Linked DNA regions of Homo sapiens: region 1 is linked to region 2. Evidence: chromatin loops called from intact Hi-C (ENCODE). Cell type or tissue: heart right ventricle. All regions are shown on one strand. Each heading gives the region's core, and the rest is flanking DNA. Links, peaks and the distances in the headings are about the cores only.

Evidence for each region. A loop is a pair of places that touch in the nucleus more often than their neighbours do. Peaks named below come from ENCODE experiments on the same cell type or tissue, not always from the same donor. Only the 100,000 strongest peaks of a DNase experiment are listed, where the experiment ranks them.
Region 1: it touches region 2 in a loop (2.9-fold over the local background); 72 of 110 quality-filtered maps call a loop at or near these places.

Annotation. Positions count from the first base shown.
Region 1 is chr19:13,028,500-13,043,541 of GRCh38, forward strand. All of the region lies in intron 2 of NFIX (nuclear factor I X), which reads left to right. Among named protein-coding and RNA genes, the nearest start is that of NFIX-AS1, 21 kb to the left of the region's middle. In heart right ventricle, for the core only: CTCF peaks have their summits at 4,915 (motif pointing right), 5,760 and 7,969 (motif pointing left); DNase peaks (open chromatin) are centred at 5,802 and 8,418; H3K27ac peaks cover 8,000 bases.
Region 2 is chr19:12,975,506-12,990,547 of GRCh38, forward strand. No RefSeq gene overlaps it. Among named protein-coding and RNA genes, the nearest start is that of NFIX, 12 kb to the right of the region's middle. RefSeq lists a silencer at 8,081-8,330 and an enhancer at 8,908-9,433. In heart right ventricle, for the core only: a CTCF peak has its summit at 8,254 (motif pointing right); DNase peaks (open chromatin) are centred at 8,226, 9,191, 9,926, 10,478 and 4 weaker places; H3K4me3 peaks cover 770 bases; H3K27ac peaks cover 1,700 bases.

The DNA.
Region 1 (15,042 bases), core at 2,163-10,162, 51 kb after region 2:
GATGACATGTTCGAGAGGGAATAAAGGACGTGTGTTTGGCGTTGAAACTCCACTCCCAGAATACTGGGTCCAAATACAGAATACTAGGTCCAAAAGGCTGCCATGCGGCTGGCCTTCCTGCTGGGAAGGAGTCTGTCTGTGTGTCTGTCTGTGTTTAGGAAGGGAGGTTGAGGCAGGGCAGGGTCAGAGAGCACTGCCGTGGGGAGGAGGGTATCCATTTCCTGGTGATATCCTTCCATTCAAAGCGGGTATCCCAGAACAGGTGGCCAGGGACGGGTGAGCTGGGGAGGGCCAGGAGAGAGATCTCTGCTTGTGTGAGAAAGGATGGCCGAGCTGGCCTAGAACCGCTGCTAGACTATCTCCAAAGTTTCTGCAGCACCCTGAAGGTGAACCAGTGCCTTCAGACCTTCCCTGACACCTAAGCCTTGGTCCTAGGAAAGAAAAAAAAAAATCCAAAGCTAACAAAATACTTGAGCGAATGGAACTGTCAGCGTCACCCTGTCAGATCCCTCCTGTGCGCCTGCAGCGGAATCCCCACGAAGTCCAGGTATTTGAGTGGTGGCTCTTTTCTTTATCTAAACTCTTTAATGATGGAGAGCTTCCCACATAGAAAGAACTCCTGTGTACCCACCACTAGTGCCAGCAATCGCCAGATCACGGCCAATCTCAATTCAACCATCCTCCCAACTGCCCACCCATGCTGAGTTATTTAGAAGATCCAGGCATTATAGCTTTTCATCTGTAAATGTTTTTGTGCACATCTCTAAAGATACGGACTCTTGAAAAACCAAACCACAATACCACTATTATACCCATTAAAAATTCAGCATTTTTTTTTAGTATCATCAGATACTGGTTAATGTTCACATTTCCCTAATTATCACTTAATTTTTTGTTTATAGTTTGTTTGAATCAGGATCCAGATGGGGTCAGTCCTGCATTGCGATGGGTTGATCAGTCTCAAAAGACTCATCATAATCTCTAGGTAGTCCTTCTCCTCTTCCTCTTCCTTAGTCTTGGTTTCTTTTCTGGCAGTTGTCATTGTTGTTGTCGTTGAAGGAAACAGGTTGTTTGTCCTGTGGGGTTTCCTCAGCTGGACTCTGCAGGCTGCGCTGCCCCGAGTGATTCAGTGAGTGTGGTGCTCTGAGAGCAGATTCGGCCTCCCCTCCCTCCCTACCTTCAGGTCCCGGGACAGCTGAGCTTAGCCTTACCTGTCGCAGGAAATGGGTTAGCACCTGAAGATTTGTCTAAGTGAACTTTTTCACCTGTGGGGTTGCCTTCTCAGGTATGAGAGCTTCTTGGTTTCGGCACTCTAGTTTAGGGTTTGGGGCTTTGTAGCAGGCACTAGTTTTCAGGTCTGAGGGAGGGCTGCCCATCCACGTCCTTCCTTGGCGGTGGAGGGCATTGTTCAGCTGTGTCCATACTGCCAAGACGGGGCTGGTGCCAGCGAGGTTCCCCAAGCCTTTGCTGGATGCCCAACCCGACTGTTGGCTCTGGGGTGAGTATGTGGGAGGGTCCACAGGAGCACCCGCCGCTTTCTCCAGGTCCACCCCCACCATGGACCCTGTGCCGCCTCATCCATTGCCTCCTTTTTCAAGGCCCAGAAATGCCACTGGTCTGCGTCTTTGAGGCAGCGCCATCTGGTGCCAGGGCTGACAAAGATCGCAGGGCCCTGGAACTGACGCCTAAAATTAGCAGGATCTACAGATTATCTTTTAACCCAATGTAGGGTCCCCTTTAGAACATCCCAGAAGAGGTGTCACTGTCATTCAAAGGTCAGCTTTGGTTGTAAAATTCTTCCATTCTTCCATGTCTAGCTTGTAGGATGGTTCCAGGGATTAAACCAGCTAATATGTAAAGATACCGGCACATAGCAGGACGGCAGCTGCTGTGATTGAGGACAATTGTTATGATTTAGGGAGCCCAAGGCTGACTCTCTGTCACCTTTACTTGTTGGTCTTTTTTTTCTCTTAAGGGATGACCCAGGTGAAAGCTGATTTTCCTGTAACAGGACAGCATTTGAAATACCAAAGGCAGCTCTTATGTCTCCCTTCCACCCTTCTCCCCAGGAAGCTGTCTCCTCTCCAGCCTGAATATCACCAGTCCCTAATGCCTCCCACATTTCACATGGCTCCTAGTGCCCTTGCCATTTTGGTAACCACCTCCTGGAAGCCCTCTGGTTTGTTTTGGTCCCTCTGATTCATAAAATTTCTGAAACTGGAGTGTTCAGAATTGAACACAGAAACTCCAAGCATGATCAGATCCTAGCCAGCCATGGTGGCTACATAATTTTCAGGGCCTTCCAGCTACATACTGTGCAGGGCTCAGTGCAAAATGAAAATGTGGGGCTCCTTGTTCAAAATTTTTAGGAATTACAGCACGACATCAGTTAGAGCATTTAACCAAGCGTGGGGGGCACGCAAGTTGCACACCCGTGAAGCTGGCCCTGGCCACCTTTGTTTTGGACATTCGTGTCTGTTAATACAACTTGGGGTGCTGGGTCTGGGTGATGTGGAATAATGATGGGGCTCAGGCTGGCCTCAGAGCGGGGCATGACCCCAAAGAGGAGAACAGAAATGCCCAGACCCAATCCTTATGCTTGGGCTTGGTCTTATTCTCAGACTCCTTTGACCACCTGCTCTTGTCCCTTTTGTTCATAGTGCTGTCCACCCAACCAGTCAAGAGCTCCCATTGCCTACAACATGCAGGGGGTTTCTCAGTAGAGTGCTTGCTCTGCTGGCTGAATTGGAGGCTATGACATGGGGGAAAAAAGAGTCACCTTTGTCGGAGCTTGAGCCAGCAAAGCGCCGACCGTGAACAAGCCAGAGGGGACCTAGAGGCCTGATCCCATAATTATGGGCATGGTGACCAGCCGTGCTCTATTGCTGACCCAGAGGAAACAGGGCTACTCTGCAGCAGAAGGGCTGGGGTCCAGACGTGCAGAAGGACTTCCTGAGAACTTGGTTTACTTTTTGGCGCTTCCAAAGCATGGTAGAATTCCCTTTATCCATGAAATGCACACTTAGTCAACTTACTGTGAGCAAGGTCCTGGCCTAGGGGTTCCTAGATCTCTAAGAATAAGAGAATCTTGCGTGTACCTGGCAGGCTTTGGGTAAAGGCCCGATGATATCTTCTAGAAGGCTTCCTCCCGTAGGCGTAGGCGTGAACCTGCAGTGACCCATGCTGGAGGGGAGGGAAAGCCCAAAGGGCCTTATTTGGGGGATAGCTCACAGTGGGCTGTGAATTGGGAGGCAAGGTCCTTCTTGGCCACCCTCTAGTGTTACAGAGACCTGGGATGCCAGAGGAAGAGTGGGTTAGAAGGGGTAATGAGGCCAGTGCTACGTTCTCCCTCTGTCCTGGCTTCCTGTAGCAGCTGGGCAGAGAGGGGACAGCTGAGTGTCCCCTTTTCTGCCTAGGGAAGAAGGTGACTCCCTCCCCACCCCTTTTTCTCTTTGCCCTGTCCGTCCCATCCCTCCACCCCCGCCCTTCTGTCTCAGGAGCTGCCACGCTTCAGTTATTTTATCCTTCAGTGTCCGATTCAGAAGTCTTTTCAAAGGCCCCAGCCGTGTCAGCGCGGTGCTCGCACAAAAGGCCTCTTTGATTTCTTGTTTGTTTTCATTTGCCAGTGGAGGGGGAGGGGGGCAGGAGAGAAAGAGCTTCTGGGTTTTAAAATTTTTATTTGGGTTGCTTCATTCTCAGAGGAGTTGGCTCCCTGGAACTCCTTTCTGAGTTGGGGGCTCAGAGTTGAACGGCAGCCTTCTGAAGAGAGGGCTAGTGTAGGAGTGGAGGGTTGGGTGGAGCTCCCAGGGTGACAGGAGGAGGTGTAGGGGTTTAAATATAGTTATTGATTCATCCTACAAACACTTTGGGCAGATCTTATGTGCTAGGCCTAAGGGCAGCCCTGCCTGTTGGGTAGAGGAAAGGTCTGAGGTGTCTGGCACATGACATTCCCCTGTGTGTTGCATCGTTCGAGGACTCCTCACAGCTGTGGATTTGCACAGTTGTGAACTTTGACTTTGTTATTTTTCCTTTTTTGTCCCAGATTCCGCCTTTGAAGGGATTCTACTAGCATACACACTTCTTGGAGACTCAGTACTTCAGAATACAGGTTGGGGCTTCCCACCCTAAATCAGAGAATGAGGGAGAGGGAGTGAGAGGTTTATAGAGCAGCTAGGTGTCTTCCTGGGAATGGTGTGCAGAGGACCTGGGCCCACAGCTTGTTTTGGACTTTGAGGGCAGGTCAGTGCTGCTGAGACCTTGGTGAGTAGGGAGTTGAGGCCAAAAAGAAATGGAAGGCCATGTTTGTCCAAGGTTTCGAACAAGAGACACCCAAACCAGTGCCTGTTGGGGTGCGTACCTTAACACATGTGGGCACGTCCCTATATCCCAGTAAGAAGAGGTGCAGCCTGCTGGTTTACATGCCTGTATGGAGGCCTAATTGTCAGGGCTTGGGAAGAGAGTGCCACAGACCGAGACTCAGGCAGGTGGTCACGGGCATCAGCAACAGGGAAGTGTGCCCATTGGGTGAGGGGGGGCTCACAGGGCCTGGTTGGCAGACGGGAGGAGGAGGCTGGGGGGCTGAGAGATAGATAAATATAGCTGATGGCATTTCTGATGATAGGTTTTTCTTGGCACCAAGGGCACCGTGGAAAACAGCACGACAAACGCCCGGCCCTGCAGGCCGCCGTCGCCATTTTAAGCATGTTTGAGTTTAAGGGTTGTTGGCGTTAGAATAGGGTCCCAGGAGGAGGAGGGCCTAGGGAGGAGAAGTTTGGCTGGACTGGACCTTACCCCCCAGGTGCCTGGGTCCCTTACTTTGTCTATAATGGATATCTCGTACCTTATTTCCTGGCCCTTTGGGGATTTAAAAAATATTCTGGGGCTGCCCTTTATGGGTCTGTCTCCCAAGTGACTTATTTCACCACCAGCTGCCATGGACTATCAGTAGGGGGCATCTTGGCTCTTCTCTCACTCCTGATGCCTTACTGATGACATGGCATGCCACCACCACCCCAGTACAGGGTACTTATTAGCTGTTATTTGGGGACACCCAATAACTTAAGGGGCACCTGTTTGTCCAGGCTCCTAACAACTTCTTGTCCCCTGTGGGCATGCCCTTGGTCTCTATCCCCTGCTTTAATTCCATTTTTCCATTGAAGGCCCTCTATGGCTTTAGCACCAGGCTAAGTCCTCTCTATGTATTAATTCCCTGAATTCTCACCCTGATTCTAGTTTTAAGCCTGTGCTCCTGGCTGGGTGTGTGTGCACTCAGGTGATGTGCATAATATGTGTAGTGAGGAATCAGCAAACCAGACCTGGGGACCAGGGAGGCTTCCTAGAAGACGACCTACTTGACCTGCACCTTGAAAGACAGTGAGGAATTAGCTCGTTTTGTCAGCTGCCTGAGCCTTCTCAGTGTGCCTGGAGCTGATTCCCTCCTCACAATGGTTGAGTGATATAGACAGGGCAGGTATTATTGTATCTACTGTACAGAGGAGGACCCGAAGTACAGAGATGACAGGGGACTCTGGTCACATGATGAGTTTCTGGCAGAAGGGGCCGGCTTCTAGGTCACTGAGTACCTGGAGCTCATTCTGAGGGCATCGCTGCTCCTTGAACTTCATCAGGATTACTGGCTTTGGCAGAGTCTCAGAGGAGAAAACCTCAAGGGTCCCTGTTGGAGCCAGTTTCATCATTGTGGTCTCTGTCACTCTCTAGAAGAGAGCCCAGCTTGCGGCTCAGCTCAAGGGCTCCCCCAGTGGCTGAGTATGTGGGGTGGAAACAGAGAATGGGCACCTGGCCCTGTCCTGACACTGGCCTCCCTCCCTCCTGACAGGCCATGGCTCCCTGGATCCCTGCCACCAACCTCGAGAGGCAGCATGCTAGCATAGACGGGCTGAGTCTAGCATAGACAGGGGCCAGGTTGGCTGGATGCTCTCACCCTGCTGCAGCCAGCTCTGCTTCTTTTCATATCTCCCTGGAGCATGGGGGAGGGATCCCACCTGACCTTCTCAGGTAGAGGAGGCAGGAAGTCTAGGTGTGAGGCCAGGCAGGTTCTGCTAGACCTTGGGATTCCTGATCCTTGCACTGTCACACCCTTTTCCTGGGAGTGTCCTTGGAATCAGTTTGAAATAAAAATGAATGTAATTATCATAATTAACCAGGTGATCGCTGGAAGTTTTACAATAATCTGCTACTCATTGCCTTTTTCACTTCTTCACATTGACTCTCACCTTTATCCCTTTCTTAAAGTTGGAAAACTCTCGGGGTGTGTATATAAAAACTCTCCTAGCATGACTAAGGCTGGGTTCAGGGAGAGGCTGGCTCACCGCTCTAGATTTTCGTCTGTGTCCATGATAATTAGACAGAGGCTTACCTCTCACCATTGATATCAGCTCCCCTTGAGCAGCATTTCCCAACTGCGGAACTGTTGACATTCGAGTGAGATCATTCTGTGTCTTGGGGGACTGTCTTGGACATTGTAGAGTTTTAGCGGAATCTCTGGCCTTGACCCGCTAGAAATCAGTTGCACCTCCCTCCCCAAGGTGTGACAACCAAAAATATCTCCAGACATTTCTAAGAGTTCCCTGGGAACAGAATCATGCATGGCTGAGAACCTCTGGCCTGGAAGAAACAGGGATTCAGACAGAATGCCACCTGTGTTCACCTCTTGCCTCACCGCCAGTTTAGGTCCTCATTTACCTTGTGTTGAATGTCGACTGAACCTCTGAGCATCGTCTACTCCTGTGTGTCCTGTGTTGTTTTCGCTTTTCCGGATAGCAGAGCCCTGGGCTGAAGCAGTTTGGGGGCTTTCCCCTTTCACCTCCCCCTGGTTGGAACTGTAAGCCTGCCTCCAAGTCCCCTACTGAGTTATTCCTCTCTGATTTTTTGCATAGTGGTCTCTGTGTGCTGGGGCTGCTGATCTGGGGAACAGGACAGGGGATCTGCTACTGGGCTGACCCAGGCCTGTGCAGCAACCGGTAATCCTGTCAGGCCCGTATCAGACCCCAAAGAACAGCAGACGTTTGTTTCTGCAGCATGAGACACGGAGACCAGAACTGTTGTCTGGGTCTTAGTACTACTCTTTTTAAATGATTTGATTTTTTTTTTTTATTATAGTAGTAAAACACATTCTTTGTAAAAATTTAACAATAGAGAATGTGAGAGACAGACAGGTTCCCCAAACTACTGTCCTGTGCCTGAGACAACTTCACTTCGCAGATCCATGTTAGTTCTTCGAATTTTTTTCATCAATTCATATATCAAGTAACTTTTAAATATAGAGGTATCTATTTTAAGAGCAGATGGTATGTTTGGGCTAATTGAATTGGCTCCGTCAAGTGCCATTGTGGTCTTAACTCTTCCCACCCGCTGCCTTTTGTACCCTTGCCCGCATCATCCCAAGTGCAGAGCCAATGTCCCTGTCTTCTTTTCCCTGAGGTGACAGTTTCAGCGTGTCATTCCTGGGAGGAGTGACCAACAGGGCATGTACTGGTGTCTGAGTGGTTAGGATCCCACTCTGGGGGATTCCTGCTGGTGGTATAACCCCGACCACAGAAGTCAGGGCCTAAGCCTCAGCCTGCCCTGAGATCCCCACCAAGGGGGCTGCGGCTGGAGGGAGGGGCCCCTGGGAAGTATCCTGCTTGGCTGCACCTGGCTTGGCCTCTGGAGTCGACTTCCCAAGTCTCCTAGGAAGGCGAGGGCTCTCCTTCGTGTGGAGTAGACCCTTCGCCAACTGGCCTGGCGTGTCCGGGAGGCTTCCTTTCTTAAAATGGGGGGATGAAGCGTCAGTCATGCTTCCAGGATTTATTTCATCATAATTGTTTGTTTTGGGTTTAACAATACAGCAGGGAGAAGAGTGGCAGAGGAAGAAGAGCGTCCTCTCCAGGCCAGGGGTGGGGCTGTGGAAATGAGAAACCGGACGAGACAGAGAGGGAATCCAGAGAGGGCTTTGCGGTTGAGTCTGCCAGTCTGGAGAAGGCTGCTCTCCAGACAGCTGAGAGTAGGGTGACACCTGGTGACTCTTGTGGACTGGGCGGAGCTGTGTGGAGCGATCGGGAGATCCCCGGAGGCGACCTGCAGGAGGCCAGCCGAGTGCAGCCCTTGGGGAGTGTGTCCTTATTATGCCTGCAGATTATATCCCCATTAGCGCATAATTATTATATAATGGGCGTTATTGCATAATGGCAGTTATATAACAGGTGGCCCAGAATACAGACAGGGGGTGTAATAAGTGTATATCCTCTGGCTATAAATAGCCACCAGCCCCACACCAAATATGTGGTCACACCAGAGCCACCTTATAAATACCCGTGCTGGGCTATAAATTTCTGAGCAGTGACGTCAGCGGGCATGGTACCTAGTTAGGGGGTGGTAGGAGGGACCTGCGGCCCCACCCGGACACATGACATCATTGTTTCCTTAGTAACAGGAATGCTCCCGGGGGACCAAGTGAAGAAAGGCCTTTAAAGGGAGGAGGCAAATGGATAGGAAGCTTGAGTTGGGGGTGGGTGCTAAGCCTGGGCTGAACAGGGTGAGGTCTCCTGGGCAGAGTCCTTAATGGGTGAGACAGGCCATCTGCCCTTGGGTATTTGACCCAACGGGAAGCAAGGCAGTAGACTCCGTTTCCTTTCATCTTTAGGGGGTCTCAAGTCCCCTTTCCTGTGTGTAGCAGATTCTGCCAGCCTTGGCTGTGTGTCAGGGAGAAGAGGGGAGCTACAGAGTCTTCCCTGTCCTTCTCTCTCCCAGGTGACCTCTACAGGGCTCTGGGGCCACTTGCTTAAGGGAGACCCGACTTCTGCACCCGGTCATATCCTCCCCAGGGCATGACCACTTCCCCTACCAGACGTAGTAGGCCAGTTTCAGCCTTAGTAATCTAAGAAATATGTGAGCAATTTGATGCGGATCTCAGAGAGCCTCGTGGAAGTAATGGCGCTGAGAGATGGCGCCTGGGGAAGAAAGAGGAGACAAGGATAGTATTCTGGCCCCAGAAGAAACTATGAGGTGGGATATAATCTTTTTAGGTGTATGGGAGATTGCTTCATATAGGGTGGGGAAGAACTAGTCTTCATAGCCCTGAGCATAGAGGAGGAAATTTGCCTTTGGCAGATGAGGGGATTGGAAGAAGGCTGGATGACCAACTCGTCCTGGTTTGCTCAGAGTTTCACAGCCCCTCACCTCGGTAAACCCCTCAGTCTCCAGCAAACTGGGATTGTTGGTCACCCTAGAACAGTGATTTTCAACCAAGGGCAATTTTGTCCCGCAGGGAACATTTGGCAATGTCTGTGAACACTTTTGGTTGTCACAGTTGTGGGGGGAGGGTGCTATTGGAATCTAGTGGGAAGAGTCTACTGCATATGACAGTCCCCCAGGAACAAAGAATCATCTCGCCCCCAAACGTCACAAGTGCGGAGGTGGAGAAACCCAGCCTTAGAGGGAGAATAAGCAGACCCTGCTGTGCGTGGTCTCTCCTCAGGACGCCTCTTGCCTCTGCTAGCAGAGTGGGCTGCTTGGCTGCCTTCCTGAATTTCTTGCAGCTCTTGTTTTCTGTGCTTTGATTGGTTGTGTTTAGGGTTCTGTGGCCTGGAAACCTTTTCTAGGAAATCGTGTGGCTTCTGAGAGGGTCTTTCCCATCTCAAAGCTCAGAGACCCTTTGAGACAGTGCCATCTCAAAGTGAGACAGTGCTGACAGCAAGCCCTGCCAGGCAGTATGGTATTGGTGTGGATCCTTCATCTGTTATTTAAAAAAGAATGGAAAAATCATCAAATACCTATCCCTTATTGCCTACCAAAGAGTTTCTAAAAGGCAAAGCCTGCCTGTTTTCCCTGCCTTTCAGGTCACCTCTTCCCATATAGACCTGAACAGGCCACTGCGGCTCCTGGGGCTTCCTGAGCGTAGCAGTCCCAGGGTGAGAACTCACTTCCATAAAAGCCAGTTTCCCAGACCCAGTGACCAGGGCTGGACTCTGCCACCCAAAGAAGCTTCCCAAATGAAACAAATGAGGCAGGAGCAGGAGAGAGCCAAATCCTATTCTGGCACATGGAGTTTACAGAAATCTAGGTTCTAAGTGTTCTCATGTCATTTATAGAAGTTTCCGTTTAGCCCGGCATATGTGAAATGTAATCATGAAAGCATAGCAGACACTGTTTTTCACCTGCCTTTAGTGCCTGTTTAGTTTACTACCTGGCTGCAGTTGACTTGGCGCCCTCTGGCCTTGACCACATGCATAGCGTGGCCAACTGGGTCATCGTTTCTGCTGGCCTCGGACAGGGCCCACAGATGAAGGCCAGGATGGTGGTGGTGGCGCAGTGGTCTGGTCTGCACCAGAGATTTGGCCAGAGAGAGGGGATCAGCTGGGCTGTGGGCTACCCGTTGTGTGTGTCAGGCCCAACTTTTGAGTTTGGACTTGAGATTGAGGCAGCTAATAAGCGTGGATGGGGAGGAAGGGCCCAAGGGTCTACATGCAAGGTCCTGCCTGCTGTGCCAAAGGGGACTCTGTGGGGAACAGTGCTGGCTCCGAACACAAAGGCCATTGCTCCATGGAGCAATAATCCTCAGGATATTGCCAGCCCAAAAGATATGGCCAAGAGAGAGGCCTCTGCCCTGAGGACAATGGCCAGATTTCTCTCACTTATTTATGGTATCGTGGTTTACAAAGTGGGCCCAGCACACAAATCTCTGGGCATAGTTTCAAATACATGCATTTCTTTTAAATTAAACACCCCCCCCCACACACACACATACACGTGTGTGTGTGTGTGTAGGGTCTGTTCAAGCCCTGCTGCTGCCCAGGAGTGTTCCCAGCCACGTGGGACAGTAACTGAGGATGATGGTACTGAAGCCACTGTCTAATATTAGATTTTGTAACTCAGAGATTCATTAATATAATTACTCAGATGCCAGCCTGGCTTGGCAAGGCCTCTTGAATTGTGTTCCTCTTCAACAAAGTGCTCCGGCTGCAGAAATGCCCCTGGTGAGCCTGAGCTCTGCTACCTTGCCTGTGAATGGGGCAGAAGGCATGTGTTGGCCTCCTCACTGCACCCTGGGAGAGGCAGTGCATCCCCATGGTGGCAAGTCTTGCCTTTACATGTCTTGTCACGAAAACAGGGACCTTGGAGAGTCTGCTGCAGAGGGGAGCAATCTGCTGGGCGAGGCCCCGTTTCTATGCAAGTTGGCCCTGGGCTCAGCTGGGGGCCAGTTTATTTTGCTCCGTTGTGATACTTAGCATGCAGTTTTTAGTTTCTCTTAGGCTGGAATCTTGGAGCTGGGACTGTGTTTTATCCGCCTTTGCATCTGTCTCTCGCGCAGCTTATAGTTTTATACGCTCCATAAACCCATTTTGAATATTGAATTACCTTCAGATGGGAAGCAGCCCATGGCCCATCCTTGAGATGATGTAAAGGCTCACGATGGTATAAAAATCAGAAAGGGGGCTGATGAAGGAAGAGAGCCAAGATGGGAAAGTGGCAGGTGTGCTCTCTGAGTGGGCATTATGAGGGGAGAATCCTGACAGAGGAGGGGCAGTGGAAGCTTCCAGAATGCTGGAAGGAGTGTGGCAGGCAAGTGAGAAGCTGTGGGTTAATGGGTTCAAAGAGACTTGGTTTTTCAAAATACTTGTTTTTATTTTATGTGAATGAGCTCTCAGGAAAATGGGGAAGGAGCAGCCTTCTTCTCAGCCCCTTCCTTCACCCCTGCCCCCGCTGAGTACCTTGTTACAGGGGCTACTGCTTGGTGGGCTCAGCCCACCCCACCCTCTCATAGGCCTTTTCTTGGTCTCCTTGGCTGTCCCTGCTAAATAGTCATCTTTGGGGACATCCTCCCTTTTGGCCACAAAGCACACAGCCCCCCAGAGGCCATGTCCTCTCCAGACTTGGTCTGCGGAGCAGCCAAACTCACTCGTGACAGGGTCTCTTCCCGTGCCAGATCTTCCCTGCCACGCTAGCCTGGTGGATGCCCTGCGGCAGGGATTGGCAGGGATCAGTCCTGGGCCCACTGGGATTGCTTGCCTTTTGCTCTGAGGCTTTTCCTCGCCTCCCTCCCTCTCCTCAGGAGCCCTGGCCTCCAGGCTCCTTGTATGGACAGACTCATGGCTGCTATTCCTGCCCTCCATCTCCTGGAGACCCCTTCAGTCTGGGCCTCTCGGGTCAGAGATGACTGCCGTCCTCCAGCTGGTACATGTGCTTGCGGCTCTGGTAGCTGGGTTTGGTTATTAACAATGAATTATTAAAGGAATGTGAATAGGGAGGGAGGTTTGTCTTTCACACACTCGCGCACACACACAGCCACTTCTCGAAGCAGATCTTAAAGTTGATTCTGCTGCCGCTGCTGTACCTTTGCTTGCCTCGGATCTTAGAACTGTTTCCAGTAGTTTTTGAGTGAATTCCGAGCACTCCACTTTCTACCTTAAGACTCTCTAGATAGCTCCTTCCTCCTCTCTCACCTGGTCCTAAACCTCTTTCCTCTGGCCCCATGTGCCAGTTCTTGACTTTCTCTGAGACCGGTTTTCCCCTCTGAAGTCCTCCTTGTTCAGTGGAAAGGTAGCTAGAGGCCCACCAGGCACCCGGTCTTGGTAGTGTCACATGCCACAGCATGACAGTAACATGAGGACATTTCCCTCCTTGCTACCACTCTTTGGGCTGGAGTCCACTTGAGCATGAAAGTTCAGGAGGCCAAGCCTGCCTCTCACAAACTCTGGACACACAGGGGCTTAGTTTCACGATCAGCTGATTATGTTGTTCTATGATTTGGGGAGTGTGCCTGGTACGTACAGTCCCTCATCTGTCCACTGTTTTAAAAAGGTTATTTTTCTTATTATAAGACTACTGTACATTCATAATAAAAATACAAAATTAGCATGAAGTCAGGGGGTGGAAATTAAAATTATACAATTATGCCACTGAAATAACTGCTATTAACTTTTGTTGCATTTTCCCTTACTTATTCATGCACATATTTTATTTTTTACTGGAATTTATAGTATAGACACTTAGGGATGCTGCTTTTAAAATTTAATACTGCAGGGCGCAGTGGCTCATGCCTATAATCCCAGCACTTTGGGAGGCCGAGGCAGGCAGATCACGAGATCAGGAGTTCAAGACCAGCCTGACCAACACGGTGAAACCCCGTCTCTACTAAAAATACAAAATTAGCCAGGCATGGAGGCACATGCCTGTAATCTCAGCTGCTCAGGAGGCTGAGGCAGGAGAATCACTTGAACCCGGGAGGCAGAGGTTGCAGTCAGCCGAGATCGTGCCACTGCACTCCAGCCTGGGCAACAGAGCCAGACTCCGTCTCAAAAAAAAAAAAAAAAATCAGTACCATTGTGTATTCTACTATGTCGCTATTTTTCAAAATCTAATTTTTAGTGGTTTAGCATCTTTTCTTTTTCTTGTTTGTTTGTTTGTTTGTTAGTTTTTGAGATGGAGTCTCGCTCTGTCGCCCAGGCTGGAGTGCAGTGGCGCAATCTCAGGTCGCTGCAAGTTCCGCCTCCCAGATTCACGCCATTCTGCTGCCTCAGCCTCCCGAGTAGCTGGGACTACAGGCGCCTGCCACCACACCTGGCTAATTTTTTTTTTTTTTTGTATTTTTAGTAGAGACAGGGTTTCACCATGTTAGCCAGGATGGTCTTGATCTCCTGACCTCGTGATCCGCCTGCCTTGGCCTCCCAAAGTGCTGGGATTACAGGCATGAGCCACTGCGCCTGGCCTTAGCATCTTTTCTTGTTAGCTGCATTACCCCTAAATTGTCAACTTTTCTAATGACTTCTGTCCCCTATTCCCTTTTGAAAATGAGAAATTACCTCTTATTATAAGTGTAATAGGTGCTTACTGAAAAATAAAAACATGCTTTTACATGCTTTTTTTTTTTTTTTTTTTTGGAGACAGAGTCGCTGTCACCCAAGCTGGAGTGCAGTGGCACTATCTCAGCTCACTGCAACCTCTACCTCCAGGGTTCAAGCAATTCTCATGCCTCAGCTTCAGGAGAAGCTGGGTTTACAGGTGTGCGCCACCACACCTGGCTATTTTTTTGTGTGTTTTTAGTAGAGACGGGATTTCGCCATGTTGGCCAGCCTGGTCTTGAACTCCTGGCTGCAAGTGATCTTTCCGCCTCAGCCTTCCAAGTGCTGATATTACAGGAGTGAGCCACCATGCCTGGCCTGAAAAAGAAAAACATGCTTTTAAACAGCTTCATGAGATTTCATCATGCCAGAGCTGATGTAAACCCCACCCCCACCCCCACTGAGGCCTTTGAGTTGTGTTGCGTTCATCCCCATTGTAAATTCTGCTGGGATGGACATCCTATTACACCAAGCTTTGTAGCTGTATTTGTTACCTTCAGCTAATGCTTCCTAGCAGTTGAATTACTAGGCAAAAGGTATGGACTCTCTTGAAGGCTCTTCGTCCATCCTGTTAAATTGCCATCTGGAAACTTGACACCCTCAGGCAGCACGCAAGGATCCATCTCACTCTGTCCCTGTACCCTGATCCTATTCCCCAGAGCCTCAGAAAGATGTTGCCATCATTGTACATATCGTGTACATTGCACATACATGTCATGTCAGGATGCACTTTTACAAGTCAAGTCTCCCATCCCTGTCATAGGTGTATGTCCCGTTCCTGTATTTATTCTCTGCATCAGCTCACACATTCCTTGATGGACACATGGTGTTACCCAGTGTAAAAGCTAATCATGGACATCAGCCCACATTCTCACACCCTCCAATCCATGTTTTTATGAATCTGAGGTGCCCCCTTCCAGGCCTCTGCAGCCACTTCCTGTTAGCACTGCTAGAAGGGGAGGGACCCTTGGGGGTCACCGTGGCATGGCAGTTTCCTCTCAGCTTCTGGCCTTGGGACTGCAGAAGTGGCTCTTGAGACTGTCTGGTGGTGAGCAGGTGCTGGCCATGGTATCTTAATGGCAGCAGCCCCCAGGTCCACTTCTGAGGTGCAAGCCCATGCTGGCCGCCAGCACGTGCCAGAGAGCTCCTGAGGAAGCAGCTGCTGCTGACACCTGAGGCCAGCTGCGCAGTCTGCCACAAGGCC
Region 2 (15,042 bases), core at 4,571-12,570:
GGGGAGCGGGGGAGGGGCAGGGGATGCAGGTGCCACAGGCGCTGGCACGGGGGCCGCTAATCAGGTTTGCCAACGCCATCTGTCACCGCACGAGCATCTGGGGCTCAAGGTGACCCTGTCACCCTCAGTTACAATTATGAGTTTGGCATCTGTATTAAAGCCCGCCAGCCGGCCAGGCGGGGGACGGCTGGGGTGGGCACGGGGTTGCACGGTGAACCCCATCCCTGGGGTACCCTTCCCAGGGGCTGCGTGGCTGCCAGGCGTGGAGCTTCTTAGGGGACTATGTCTGTGTGTGTATGTGTGTGTGTGTGCACACCCATCCCAGTCTCCACAATTCTTAAAGTGTGTCCGGGTGCAGGGCTGGAAATCATAGGTTTGTGTGTGTCTCCATGGTGGCTGTGTGTCTAGGAGTTTGGTGGGCTGGCTGGGGGCGGAGCTCTGAGATTTTGTGGGTGCACAGATGTTCGTGCATCTGCATGCTGGGACAAGAACGTATGGAGGAGGGTGTCTCTTTGGATGATGGTGTGTCTTTTTCTTTTATTAGTAGTATTAATTATTATTCTTATTTGAGTCAGGGTCTCGCCCTGTCACCCAGGCTGGAGTGATCATGGCCCGATCCCTGCAGCCTCAAACTCCTGGGCTCAAGTGATCCTCCCTCCTCAGCCTCCCGAGTAGCTGGGGCTACAGGCTCATGACACCACGCCCAGCTAATTTTGTTTATTTTTTTGTAGAGACAGGGTCTCACTGTGTTGCCCAGGCTGGTCTCGAACTCCTGGGCTCAAGCCATCCTTCTGGTTTGGCCTTCCAAAGTGCTGGGATTATAGGCGTGAGCCACCACACCCAACCTGATGGGGTGTGTGTGTGTGTGTGTGTGTGTGTGTAAATGCACAGGGGTAGGTTGGGAGGGGTATCAGCTTTGGGAGAGGCCATGTGCAGTACTGCTGAGCTCCTCAGCTATCCCTTTGTTTCTATCTTCGCCAACTCCTGCTACGTGGCTGTGATCTGGAGGGCTCTGAGGACGGCTTAAGAATCTGGATTTTGGCTGGGTGAGGAGTCTCACGCCTGTAATCCCAGCACTTTGGGAGGCCAAGGCAGGTGGATTCATTGAGCTCACAAGTTCGCAACCAGCCTGGCCAAAATGGCAGAACTATGTCTCCACAAAAATATATTAAAAATTAGCTGGGCGCCGGGCGTGGTGACTCATGCCTGTAATCTCAGTACTTTGGGAGGCTGAGGCGGGTGGATGACCTGAGATCAGGTGTTCAAGACCAGCCTGGCCAACATGGCGAAACCCCGTCTCTACTAAAAATATAAAAATTAGCCAGGCGTGGTGGCGCGTGCCTGTAATCCCAGCTACTTGGGAGGCTGAGACAGGAGAATCGCTTGAACCCAGGAGGCGGAGGTTGCAGTGAGCCAAGATGGCGACACTGCACTCCAGGCTGGGCGACAAAGCAAGACTCCATCTCAAAAAAAAAAAAAAAAAAAATTAGCTGGGCATGGTGGTGTGTACCTGGAACCCCAGCTACTCAGGAGGCTGAGGTGGGAGAATGGCTTGAGCCTGGGAGGCAGAGGTTGCAGTGAGCCAAGGTTGTGCCACTGCTTTCCAGCCTGGGTGATAGAGCCAGACCTTGTCTCAAAAAAAAAAAAAAAAAAGAAAGAAAGCTCTCAATTTTGTAAGGTAGCCTTTGGATTCTAAATTCTTGGAGCTAGATTCTGGGTCTGGTGGATTCTAGTTTTGAGCAATAGGATCTAGATTTTTGGAATCTGAATCCCGGAGTATGGTTTCAGTGGCACCATCATAGTTCACTGCAACCTCAGACATGTGCCACTACACCCAGCTAATTTTTAAGTTTTTTGTAGAGATAAAGTCTTGCTATGTTGCCTATCGTGTCCCAAACTCCTGGCATCAAGTGATCCTCACGCCTTGGCCTCCCAAAATGCTGAGATTATAGCTGTGAGCCACCACGCCTGGCTGAGTTCGTGGATCTGGAGTATAGATCTTGGTATGATTGGAATCTTTTTTTTTTTTTTTTGAGATGGAGTCTCACTCTGTTGCCCAGGCTGGAGGGCAGTGGCGCAATCTCAGCTCACTGCAAGCTCCGCCTCCCAGGTTCAAGCGATTCTCCTGCCTCAGCCTCCTGAGTAGCTGGGATTACAGGTGCCCACTACCACACCCAGCTAATTTTTATATTTTTAGTAGAGACGGGGTTTCGCCATGTTGGTCAGGCTGGTCTCGAACCCCTGACCTCAAGTGATCTGCCTGCCTTGGCCTCCCAAAGTGCTGGGATTACAGGCATGAGCCACCGTGCCCAGCCCGGTATGATTGGACTCTAGATGCTGATCCTGGGTCCTGGGATCTGGATTACCGGCTCTTAGTTCTGTATCTGCGTTCCTGCTTCTGGACTTCAGTCTCTGGGCCTGTGTGCTCTGTGTCCTCTCTGTCCACAGCTCCAAGTTCAGCAACTGGGCGGCTGCCTGTCGTCCCTCCATGGATGGGTGCAGAGACCACCTATGGCCACCAGGGGACACCCTTGGTCTACATTTGGTCCAAGCTGCCCGACTGGAGGAGGAGTCTGGGACCACTGTGGCCCAGTTGGACTCAGCCCTTTCAGGAGGACCAGGGGCTGGACATCACTTTCCCCCACTTCCATCCCAGTCTCTGCTGGGACCTGAAATCTGTCAGCCCCCACTGACTCAAACGTGGAGAACTGGACTGAGCACCCCCACAGTGTTCTGAACAGTACCGTGGGACAAGGTGCCTGCCCAGTGAGTAGGTCAGACCCAGGGTTGAAGCCATGTGTGTCCATGAGGGTGACAATGAGTGTCTGAAAACGTGTCCAGGTGTGAAGGCGAGGGTGCACCATTCATCAGGAGTGGCCACATATGACAGCATTGCTAAGAAGTGTGAGCCTGGGAGGCGCGGTGGCTCAGGCCTGTTGTCCTGGCGCATAAGAAAGTGAGGCCCAAGGCCGGGCGGGCGGATCACGAAGTCAGGAGTTCGAGACCAGCCTGACCAACATAGTGAAACCCCGTCTCTACTAAAAATACAAAAATTAGCCTGTCGTGGTGGCGCGTGCCTGTAATCCCAGCTACTTGGGAGGCTGAGGTATGAGAATTGCTTGAACCCAGAAGGCGAAGGTTGCAGTGAGCTGAGATAGTGCCACTGCACTCCAGCCTGGGCAACAAGAGCAAGACTCCGTCTCAAAAAAAAAAAAAAAAAAAAAAAAGTGAGGCCAGGCGTTCAAGCCCTCATCTATGTAACAAAACAACAACAACGACAACAAAAATGTGAACCTGTGTGTTGGATGGTGTGTGGCCACCACTCACTGTATTCACATGTCTGATAAGGTCCTCATGAGACAGTGCACCTACACGGTTGTGTCTATAACTGGGAGATGTCACCAGGAGCCCTTGTATGAGTCCGTGTCCATGTCATATTCATGTGTCTGCGTCTATGATTGTGTCACTAGGAATCTATAGGTATCCATAGGTATGACTGGGACCATCTAGGGGAAGTGTCACTGGGTGACGGTGTCCTGGAGTGTCAGAAACAGTGTCCTGGCTGGGTGCAGGACCTGTAATCCCAGCACTTTGGGAGGCTGAGGCGGGCAGATCACCTAGGTCAGGAGTTCAAGACCAGCCTGGCCAACATGGTGTAACAGTGTCTCTACTAAAAATACAAAAATTAGCCAGGCATGGTGGTGTGTGCCTATAATCCCAGCTACTAGGGAGGCTGAGGTGGGAGAATCGCTTGAACCTGGGAGGCAGAGGTTGTAGTGAGCTGAGATCATGCGCCATTGCACTCCAGCCTGGGTGACAGAGCGAGACTCTGTCTCAAAAAAAAAAAAAAAAAGAAGCAGTGTCCCAGCACTTTGGGAGGCCAAGGTGGGAGGATCATTTGAGCCTAGGAGTTCAAGACCAGCCTGGGCAACATAGCAAGACCCTGTCTCTACAAAAAATTTAAAAAATTAGCGGAACATGGTGGCATGCACCTGTAGTCTCAGCTACTCAGGAGGCTGAGGTGGGAGGATCACTTGAGCCCAGGAGTTCAAGGCTGCAGTGAGCTATGATTGTGCCACTGCACTCCAGGCTGGGTACCAGAGCAAGACTTTGTTTCAAAAATAAATAAATATGGCTGGACATAGTGGCTCATGCCTGTAATTCCAGCACTTTGGGAGGCTGAGATGGGCAGATCACCTGAGGTCAGGAGTTCGAGACCAGCCTGGCCAACATGGCGAAATCTGGTCTCTACCAAAAATACAAAAATCAGCCAGATGTGGTGGCATGTGCCTGTAATCCCAGCTACTCGGGAGGCTGAGGCAGGAGAATGATGGAACCCAGGAGACAGAGGTTGCAGTGAGCTGAGATCGCACCACTGCACTCCAGCTTGGGCGACAGAGTGAGACTCCATCTCAAAATAAATAAATAAATAAAATAAAGAAGCAGTGTTCCTGAAGGCTGAGCCTCTGTGTCAACAGTGTCTTATCAGGGGCTGTGTGAAGGTGTGTAGGACAGAGGGTATGCTTTCTGAGAGTACCAAACCAGGGTGAGTGGAAGGGGCAGGTGGGACCAGAGACTCTCAGAGCAGGGAGCTGGGGTTGTTTCCAAGTTTCTCTCCTTCATTCCCTCACATCTGGGTATATCTCACCCTCCATCTTGCTATGTCTTTTTTTTTTTCCCTTGGGACAGGGTGTGGCTCTGTCACCCAGGCTAGAGTGCAGTGGTGCGATCATGTCTCACTGCAGCCTCAAACTCCTGGGCTCAAGTGATCCTCCCACCTTAGCCGTAGCTGGGACTACAGGTGCAGGACACCACGCTTGGCTAATTAAAAAAATTTCTTTTTTCTTTTTCTTTTTCTTTTTTTCTTTTCTTTTTTTTTTGAGACAGTGTCTCACTCTTGTTGCGCTGGCTGGAGTGCAATGGTGCAATCTCGGCTCACTACAACCTCCGACTCCCAGGTTCAAGCGATTCTCCTGCCTCAGCCTTCCAAGTAGCTGGGATTACAGGCGCATGCCACCACACCTGGCTAATTTTTTGTAGTTTTAGTAGATACGGCGTTTCGCCATGTTGGCCAGGCTGGTCTTGAACTCCTGACCTCAGGTGATCCACTCGCCTTGACCTCCCAAAGTGCTGGGATTACAGGCGTGAGCCATCGCGCCCAGCCCTTAACATGTTTTTTGTAGAGATGAGGTCTTACCATGTTGTCCAGGCTGGTCTCAAACTCCTAGGCTCAAGCATTCCACACACCTTGGCCTTTCAGAGTGCTGGGATTACAGGTGTGAGCCATCACACCCGGCCGCTATGTCTTTCTATGGCTGTGTGTCCTCTGACCTCTCAGCACTTCTGACTTTGTCTGGCTATCCCCATTCCCCTGATTTTTTTTTATTTTTTATTTTTATTTATTTATTTTTTTTGAGACAGGGTCTCACTCTGTCGCCCAGGCTGGAGTGCGATGGTGTGATCTCGGCTCACTGCAACTTCTGCCTCCCAGGCTCAAGAGATTCTCCTGCCTCAGCCTCCCGAGTAGCTGGGATTACAGGCGTCCACCACTACTGCCCGGCTAATTTTTCTATTTTTAGTAGAGACAGGTTTTCACCATGTTGGCCAGGCTACTCTTGAACTCCTGACCTCAAATGATCCACCCGCCTCGGCCTCCCAAAGTGCTGGGATAACAGGCGTCAGCCACCGCACCCAACCCCCCATCCCCTGATTTTTCCCATTGCTAAGCACAGCACACCAGGCAAGGAGGGTCCAGGGGTATTGGCTGACTGGTCCTGTCCCGTCTCTCACCCCAACCCTTCCTCTCCCATCTTGCTCCCGGGCTCTGCCTCTCCGTGGTCTTCTCCCTCCACCCGTCCTTCCTCATTGGTGTGTTTCTCTCCACCTTCCAGGTCTCTCCCGTTGTTTCTCCCTCTTGGATTCCCCATGTCTTTCCCTATCTCTGTCTCTGTCTTTGTCTCTCTTCTGTCTCTTTCCCCACCTTTTTTTTTGTGAGACGGAGTCTCGCTCTGTTGCCCAGGCTGGAGTGCAGTGGTGTGATCTCGGCTCACTGCAAGCTCTACCTCCCAGGTTCACGCCATTCTCCTGCCTCAGCCTCCCGAGTAGCTGGGACTACAGGTGCCCTTCACCACGCCCAGCTAATTTTTTTGTATTTTTAGTAGAGACGGGGTTTCACCATGTTAGCCAGCATGGTCTCGATCTCCTGACCTCGTGATCCGCCCGTCTTGGCCTGCCAAAGTGCTGGGATTACAGTCATGAGACACCGCGCCCGGCCTCCTTTTTTTTTTTTTTTTTTTTTTTTTGAGACACAGTCTCGCTCTGTTGCCCAGGCTGGAGTGCAGTGGCGTGATCTTGGCTCACTGCAACCTCCACCTTCCAGGTTCAAGTGATTCTCCTGCCTCAGCCTCACAAGTAGCTGGGATTACAAGCATGCACCACCACACCCATCTAATTTTTGTATTTTTAGTAGAGACGGGGTTTCACCATGTTGGCCAAGCTGGTCTTGAACCCCTGACCTCGTGATCTGCCTGCCTCAGCCTCCCGAAGTGTTGGGATTACAGGCATGAGCCACTGTGCCCTGCCTTCTTTCCCCTTTTGTGTCTCATTTCTCCCACTCCATCTCCTCTTGTCCATTCTTCCCAGCCCTAAATCTTCTCCTATTTATGTCTCTTTTCATCTCTCTCCTTTTCTCCTAATTTTTCCCTGTCCCTCTCATCTCCCTATCTCTCCTCCTTTTTTCTCTTGTTTATTTATGTATTTATTTTGAGACAGAGTCTCGCTCTGTCACCCAGGCTGGAGTGCAGTGGCGTCATCTCTGCTCACTGCAGCCTCCACCTCCCACATTCAAGCAATTCTCGTGCCCCAGCCTCCGGAGTAGCTGGAATTACAGGCACGTACCACCACACCCGGCTACTTTTTGTATTTTTAGTAGAGACGGGGGTTTCTCCATGTTGGCCAGGCTGGTCTCGAACTCCTGACCTCAAATGATCCGCCCACTTCGGCCTCCCAAAGTGCTAGGATTACAGGTGTGAACCCCCATGCTCGGCCTCCTCTCTCCCTTTATCTCTGTCTCTTCCCGTTTTTTTTCTCTCCCAGTGTCTCCTTATCTGCCTCTCCCTGCCTAGTCTCCCGTCTCTCTCCATCTCTCAGTCTCCGCATCTCTTCTCTCATCATGTCTCTCCCATCTTTTTTCCCCTCATTTCTCTGTCTCTCAGTCTCTCCAGCTTTTCCTGTGTCTCTGTCTCTCCCCATCTCTGTCTCTCCATACCCAGTCCCCATGTCTCTCCATCTCCATGTCTCCCCATCTCTTCTCTCTCCCCATCTCTCTCATCTCTTTCTTTCTTTCTCTTTTTCTTTCTCTCTCTCTCTCTCTCTCTCTCTCTCTCTCGCTTTCTTTCCTCTCTTTCTCTGTCTCTCTCTCTCTCTCTCCTTTCTTTCTTTCTGACGGAGTCTCACTCTGTCGCCAGGCTGGAGTGTAGTGGGGAGATCTTGGCTCAGTGCAACCTCTGCCTCCCGGGTTCAAGCGATTCTCCTGCTTCAGCCTCCCGAATAGCTGGGACTACAGGCGCGCACCACCATGCCCGGCTAATTTTTTGTATTTTAGTAGAGACAGGATTTCATCATGTTGGGCTGGATAGTCTCGATCTCCTGACCTCGTGATCGGCCCGCCTCGGCCTCCTAAAGTGCTGGGATTACACTGCGCTCGGCCTCTCATCTGTTTCTTTCCCCATCCTTCTGTCTCTCAATCTCTCCAGCTTTCTCCGGCCCTCCCAGTGTCTTCATCTCTCCCCATTTCTGTCTCTCCCCACCAGGTCTCCCTATCTCTTCCCATCTCTCTCCGCATCTCTGGGTCTCCCATCTCTGGTCTCTCCCTGTCTCTCTTTTTTCTCTCCCCATTTCTCTGTCTCTCCCCATCTCCGTCTCTCTCATCTCTGGTCTCTCTCATCTCTGGTCTCTCCCTGTCTCTCCTGTCTTTTTCCCTCCCCATTTCTCTGTCTCTCCCCATCCCGGTCTCCCCGTCTCTGTCGGCCCGGGTGGGTCCGGGTGGGTCCGGGACGGCCCGGCCCGGGCGCCGCGGCGAACAATGCCCCATTCACGCGGGCCGCCGGCGCCATGGCAACGCGCCCGCCCCGCCCTCCCTGCGCGCGGGCCGCGCGTGCCAAGAGGATGCCATGGTTACGTCAGGCGCGTGCCCGTCGCGCGCGCCGCCGTCCCGCGCGCTCTTGCAGGGAGGGGCCAGGCCAGCAGGGGGCGCGCGGCAGTAGCCTCTGCCCGGAGTCAGAAGGGGCGGTCTTCCCCACTTCAAGGGGCCTTCAGCTGCTTAGTGCCTCAGTTTCCCCATCTGTAAAACGGGGGCGATGGGCAAAGCTAGATCGGAGTGTGAAAGAGACAGAAGGAGGAAGGGAGAAAGGGGAAGAAGGCGGCGGTGCTCCTTGGGGATGGTTGTGTGTCTGAGTTTGCATGAGTCAGTGGGTATATGTGTGTGCGAATTTGTGGGTCCATGTTTGCGCGCTTGTGTGGGTGTTTTATGAGAAGTTGAGAAGTGGTTGGTTGTAATTTGGGGGTGACTTGGGGCCCATGTGTTTGGAAGTGTGTGTGTTTGTATTTGCACACTTGTGTGTGATGGTATTAGCCGGTATCATTTGTGTGTGATAATGTGTCCGTGTGTTTGTGGTCCTGTGATTGTGCACCCCATGTTTGCCTGTCTGGTGTGTGGTGTGTATAGTGGGTGTCTGTGGTTTGGGTGTGGTTGTGGGTTCGGGGAACTATGTGTCCCATGTTTGCATGTCTGGGGTGTGTGTGTGTGTGTGTGTGTGTGGTGGGTGTCTATAATTTGGGTGTGGTTGTGAGTTCATGTAACTGAACCCCATGTCTGAATGTCTGGTGTGTGTATGTGTATGATGGGTGTCTGTGGTTTGGGTGTGGTCGTATGGTTGTGAGTTCATGTGACTGTGCACCATGTTTGCATGTCTGGTGTGTGTGTGTGTGTGTGTGGTGGGTGTCTATGGTTTGGATGTGGTGTGTGTGGCTGTGTTTGCATGCCTGGTGAGTGTGTGTATGGGTGTATGTGTGTCTGTGATGGTGGATGGCTGTGTTGTTGGGTGTGATTGTGAGTTTGTGTGAATGTTGTTTGCGTGTCACGGGGCCTGTGTTCACAAACTCACGTGTGCTTCTGTGTGGAACTGGGTGTGGGTTCTGAGGACTTCGGGGACCTGGCCAAGTCTCCCTCCCCCACCTGGGGGCCTCCTGGCACGGAAGGGGGTGACCAGCTGCCTGGGACCTCCGACTCCCCACAGGTTCAGGAGAGCCCCAGCTGATGAATATTCATGAGGTGGGGGGGCTGGCACCCACTGCCAACAGCTGCGTGTCCATTAGTCCCCCTCCCTGCTCTTCCTGTACTGACTGCAAAGGGGAGGGGGGGTGTCGGCGTGTGTCTGTCCCTGTTTCCAAGACTCGGGGGCGGGGGTGTCCTAGGGACAATCGTGGGGGCCCAGTCAGCATGCCTGGCTGCTTGTGTGGACGGCTAAGGGGCTGTCTCAATGTTGTGACAGGCACTGGGAGAGTGACTGTTGTGTGACAGGTTGTCCTTGTAATCGTGGTGAGGCTGTCACCCACGGTTGCATTGTAGCTCCTTGGTCTGGGGACTGTGGGCGTTGTGTGGCAGCGTGAGTGAGCTGTGTACCTGTCACCTGCAACAGGGAGACTGTGAGTGTGTGCTATTCGAGTGACTGTGACCAGTGGTCTGTACCTACTGGCTGCCTGCTCTGTGACACAGTGACAACAAGGGTGTGTTATTGTGCTATTGGAATAACTGGGTTGGTTCAAACCTTGATCAAGGGACAGCTGCGGTCTGCACCCTGGGGAGGCAGTGGTCAGAGCTGCTTTTCCTCCTTGTGACTGGGTGGGGCGGTGACTCCGTGTGGCCACGTGGCTAGCACAGCTGCAGGGACATGCGGACTGAGTATATCAGTGTGCCTCTGCTGGCCAGTGTGACGTTGATGTGGTGTGAGGGTCAGAGTGTCGGGGTTCCTGGGAGGATGTGTGAGACCGTGCAGCTGAGGTGTGTGTCACCAGAATTGTCAAGGGTGTGACCGTAGTTCTTCATGTGACAGCGTGGCTGAGGGTGTGATGGTGTTGCTGTGCAGGTGACACTGTGGCAGTGAATGCGTGGATCTTTGTGTGGTTGAAGGTGTGACAGTGATTGTGTTTGATGATCTGAACCAAAGGGCTATGACTGTCCTACCCTCACTTCCAGGCTGCACAGGGAGAGCTGGGTGCTGGAGTGAGGGGGCTCCTGGCATGGGATTGGCAGCTGCCTCGCCAGGGGCCGCACGTCAGCCTGAGACTGGGACACCTGGAGATCTGATGCCAGCTGGGGCACAGAACCTCCTCCCTCCATCTTCCCCTCCATAGGCTGGGTTTGGAGGAGTGGCCTCTAGATGCAGCTGGGACCAGCAGGGGGTGGGGCGGGATGTGCTTCTCTGGTCTAGGGGACTCTGGCCTCTGGCTGGGTGGCCCTGGAGGCCCCAGGTTCCCAGCATACGTGGCTTGGCCAGGAACTCAGTGTGGCCGACTCAGCCCCTCTGATACCCACACCCTGGGACGGCTGAGCATTGCTGGCGGCCCCAGCGGCAGCGCACAGAGGCTCCTTTCACGAGCCAGGGCCAGGTTTCCAGGGCGGGTGGGTCTCCGGCTGGCCCGCTGCAAATGAAACGTTTCCCCAGCTCCTTCCCTTTCGTCTCCAGATGAGCGACGGCCACAGGAGGCCCTGGCCAGGCTGTGCTGCCTAGGCAAGTGTGAGTGTGTGTCTGTGTTTCCCTGTGTGTGTGCACGATCTAGATATCTTTGTGTGACTTTTTGTTTCTTTTTTATTTTTTTTCAAGACAGAGTCTCACTCTGTCACCCAGGCTGGAGTGCAGTGGCACGATCTCAGCTCACTGCAATCTCCGCCTCCCAGGTTCAAGTGATTCTCCTGCCTCAGCCTCCCAAATAGCTGGGATTGCAGGTGTGCGCCACCATGCCCTGCTAATTTTTGTATTTTTAGTAGAGATGGGGTTTTGCCATGTTGGCTAAGCTGGTCTCAAACTCCTGACCTCAGGTGATCCACCCATCTCAGCCTCCCAAAGTGCTGGGATTACAGGTGTGAGCCACTGCGCCCGGCCTGTTTCTTTTTTTGAGATAGGATCTCACTCTGTTGCCCAGGCTGGAATGCTCACTGCAGCCTCAACCTCCCGGACTCAAGTGACCCTCCCACCAGATTAGCTGGGACCACAGATGCACACTCTATGCCTGGAGAATTTATAAATTTTTTGTAGAGACACGGTCTCGCTATGTTGCCCAGGCTGGTCTTGAACCCCTGGGCTCAACCGATCCACCCGCCTCGGCCTCCCAAGGTGCTGGGATTATAGGCGTGAGCCACGGCGCCTGGCCTTTGGTGACTTTTTGTGTGCTACATCTGTGGATGATTTTGAGAACATCAACGTGTGTGACCCATCGGGTACATGCAGTCCTGTGTGAGATTTTTGTGAACCTGTGTGACTTAGTGTGGCCTGTGTGTACCTGTGTAACTCAGCATGAGATTCTGGGAGTCCATGTGACTGTGCGTCTGTGTGTGTCTTTGCAACGCGGTGTATTGTCTGGGTCTCTATGGGGATCTATGTGATGGTGAAGGTCTTTGTGTGTATGACCTGGCTGTCACTCTGTGGGTGGCTCTGGGAAGGCCTGTGTGGGATTTTTGGCGTGACTGTGTGTGTTTGTATGTCTGTGTGATATTCTAGAAGGGTGTGTGATGGTATCTGGGTGACCCTGTGTCTGTGTGTCATTCTGGATTTTATCTGTGGGAACAGAGGAGGAGAGGAAAAGGGGGGAGGGGAGAGGGAAGGAGAAGGGTCTGTATTTCTGTGTGTCTGAGTGTGCCTGTGTATGTTTGGGTGCCCCTGAGTGAGTGTGATAGTGAGAGTCTGGTGTCTGCATTCACATGTGTGTGGTGTGGTTGTGGGTGTCCCTCGAGGTGTGCCTCAGAAGCAACGACCTGTAACTCCCCAAATTGAGTCCCTAATAGGGGCTTCTAGACCACCCTGGAAGGCAGACAGTGATTTCAAGGCTAGGACCCCAGGCCCGGAGCACAGATCATGCCTACCACGCTAAGTACGGGGACATCAGGCCCTCTTGGTGGGAGTGGGGATATCCAGGTTCTACTGGGGGTGCCTAGAGCACCCTTTTCTCCCAGCCTGGCAGCACCCATGGCCTGGCTCCCTGCCTATGCTACATGCCAGATGTTTGCCCACCTCACCCAAGAGCCCTGCTCAGTTGCCAAGCAGCCCTGGAGCCTCACGTTGCCCGGCCCCACATTCTGTGCCCCAGAATGTGGCTGCCAGAGCCCAGATGTTTCAGCCCTCCCCTCACCCACATCCACACTGCCCGCAGCATCCTGGCCAGGTAGTGCCATGGGCCTGGCTGCCGCTTCCTGCTCCTCGTCCTACCCCAACACACCTGCATGGTAGGAACGCACCTGCTGCTAGCCACAGCCAGGTGGGCAGCCTGGCAGGGAGGAATGTGGGGGATTCCAGCTGTGGCATGCCAGCTGTGCCCAGCCCCCTGGCGGCACCCTCCTCCCGTGAGATTTCTCGAAGGCCAGGTGTATCCTAATACTTGGGCCCCGGGGAGGGGGAGAGAGGGAGGGGCAGCGCTGCCCTCTCTGGCAGTCCCTCTGCCTTCCCATAAATTCTTCCCATTGCAGTTGTGGAGGGGAGCAGAGTGAGGGAGTGTGTGTGTGTGTGTGTGTGTGTGTGTGTGTGTGTGTAGGAGGGTGCTGTCAGTGTAGAGGAGGGGTGCTGAATGTGGGGAAAGAACTTTGAATGAGGATGTGTGTGTGAGTGTGAGAGTGAGTGTCTTGTCTGTGTGAGTGTGGATGTGGTGTGACAGTTGTGTTTGAATACAAGGAAGTGTGTGCGTGTGTGGCGTGTACATGGGGAGGGTGTTATGGGAGGAGTATGTGTATACAAATGGAAGTGTATGTGTGTTGTGTGTGTTTTTGTGTGTGAATGGAGGGATGAGTTGTGTGTGTGAATGAATAATAGGTGTTCTGGTGTGATACTGAGTGTCATAGAGTCCGTGACTGTGTGTGTGAAGGATGTGTGTGTGTGCACCTTTGGAAGTCTGGTGTCCTGTGTGTATGAATGGAAGGACAAGTTTGTGTTTGTGAATGAAGGATGAGTGTTGTGTGGGTGTGAATGAAGGGTGTGTTATGTGTGTAAAAATGAAGGAGAGATGGCCGGGCGCAGTGGCTCACGCCTGTAATCCCATCACTTTGGGAGGCTGAGACAGGCGGATCACAAGATCAGGAGATTGAGACCATCCTGGCTAACATGGTGAAACCCCCTCTCTACTAAAAATACAAAAACAAAATTAGCTGGGCGTGGTGGTGGGCGCCTGTAGTCCCAGCTGCTCGGGAGGCTGAGGCAGGAGAATGGTGTGAACCCGGGAGGCGGAGCTTACACTGAGCCAAGATCGCACCACTGCACTCCAGCCCGGGTGACAAGTGAGACTCCGTCTCAAAAAAAAAAAAAAGTAGGAGAGATATGTGTGTGGATGAAGGCTGGGTGTCGTGTATATGTGGATGAAGGATGGGTGTTGTGTGTGTACATAAGGAAGGCTGGGTGTTGTGTGTGTGGATGAAGGCTGGGGTGTGTGCGCGCGTGTATGGAAGGCTGGGTGTTGTGTGTGTGCGTATGGAAGGCTGGGGGTGTGTGTGTGCGTATGGAAGGCTGGGGGGTGTGTGTGTGCGTATGGAAGGCTGGGGTGTGTGTGTGTGCGTATGGAAGGTTGGGTGTTGTGTGTGTGCGTATGGAAGGCTGGGTGTTGTGTGTGTGCGTATGGAAGGCTGGGGGGTGTGTGTGCGCGTATGGAAGGCTGGGTGTTGTGTGTGTGCGTATGGAAGGCTGGTTGTTGTATGTGTGCAAATGGAAGGATGGGTGTTGTGTGTGTGCGTATGGAAGGCTGGGTGTTGTATGTGTGCGTATGGAAGGATGGGTGTTGTGTGTGTGCGTATGGAAGGATGGGTGTTGTGTGTGTGGATGAAGGATGGGCGTTGTGTGTGTGCATGTGAAAGGATGGGCGTTTGTGCATATGGAAGGCTGGGTGTTTTGTGTGTGCATATGAAAGGCTGGGGGTGTGTGTGTGCATATGGAAGGCTGGGTGTTGTGTGTGTGCGTATGGAAGGCTGGGTGTTGTGTGTGTGTGTATGGAAGGCTGGGGGTGTGTGTGTGCATATGGAAGGCTGGGGTGTGTTTGTGTGCGAATGAGAGCCTAGGTCTGGGCCAGGTGCAAGGACCAGGAAGGCCATGAGGGACCATCAGCCCAGGAGCCCGGGGCCTGGGGGCTGGTGGTCACGGCTGGAGCACAGGCTGGCAGGTGGGGTAGGGCAGCCAGAGTTGGGGTTTCTGAGCCATGTGCCCCCTCACAGCCATTTGCAGGGGGGTGGGCAGGGTCTGCCTGGCTCTCAAGATCCTCCAAGCCCCCAGCTCCATGAAGGGTCTCACACCTCCCCGGGCCCTTTCCCACAGCTTCCCCCTCAGTCCCCCCACAGACCCACACTGCTCTGCTGTCCTCTTCACCCAGGACCCCCAGATCCCCCAGACATTGCCTCTGCTCCTTTCCACAGCCATCTGAGCCCCCGCCCTGCCTCCATCCCCCATCACTCCCTCAAAGCCCGCATGTCCCCAACTCCTTCTCCCAGACATCCCAGCCTCTCTAGGGCCCCTCAAAAGCCCCCAGACGCTTTTCCGTTCATCCCTTCTGCCTTTTCCAGCTCCCCTCCCCTCCCTACACCTGGACCCCCATTCTGTCCTCTACCCCTTTCCAGAACCATCCATTCATCGGCCCAACCCCCTTGATCCCCAAATCCCTTTCTGGCCCTTCCTCCAGCCCCTTACCGCTCCCAGCCCCCCACGGGGCCCCGCCCCTTCCCCTCTGCGCCCCCACCCCCACCCCCGCTCCGCTTCCAACCCCTCCCCCGTCCGCCCCTTGGAGCCCCCTCCCTCT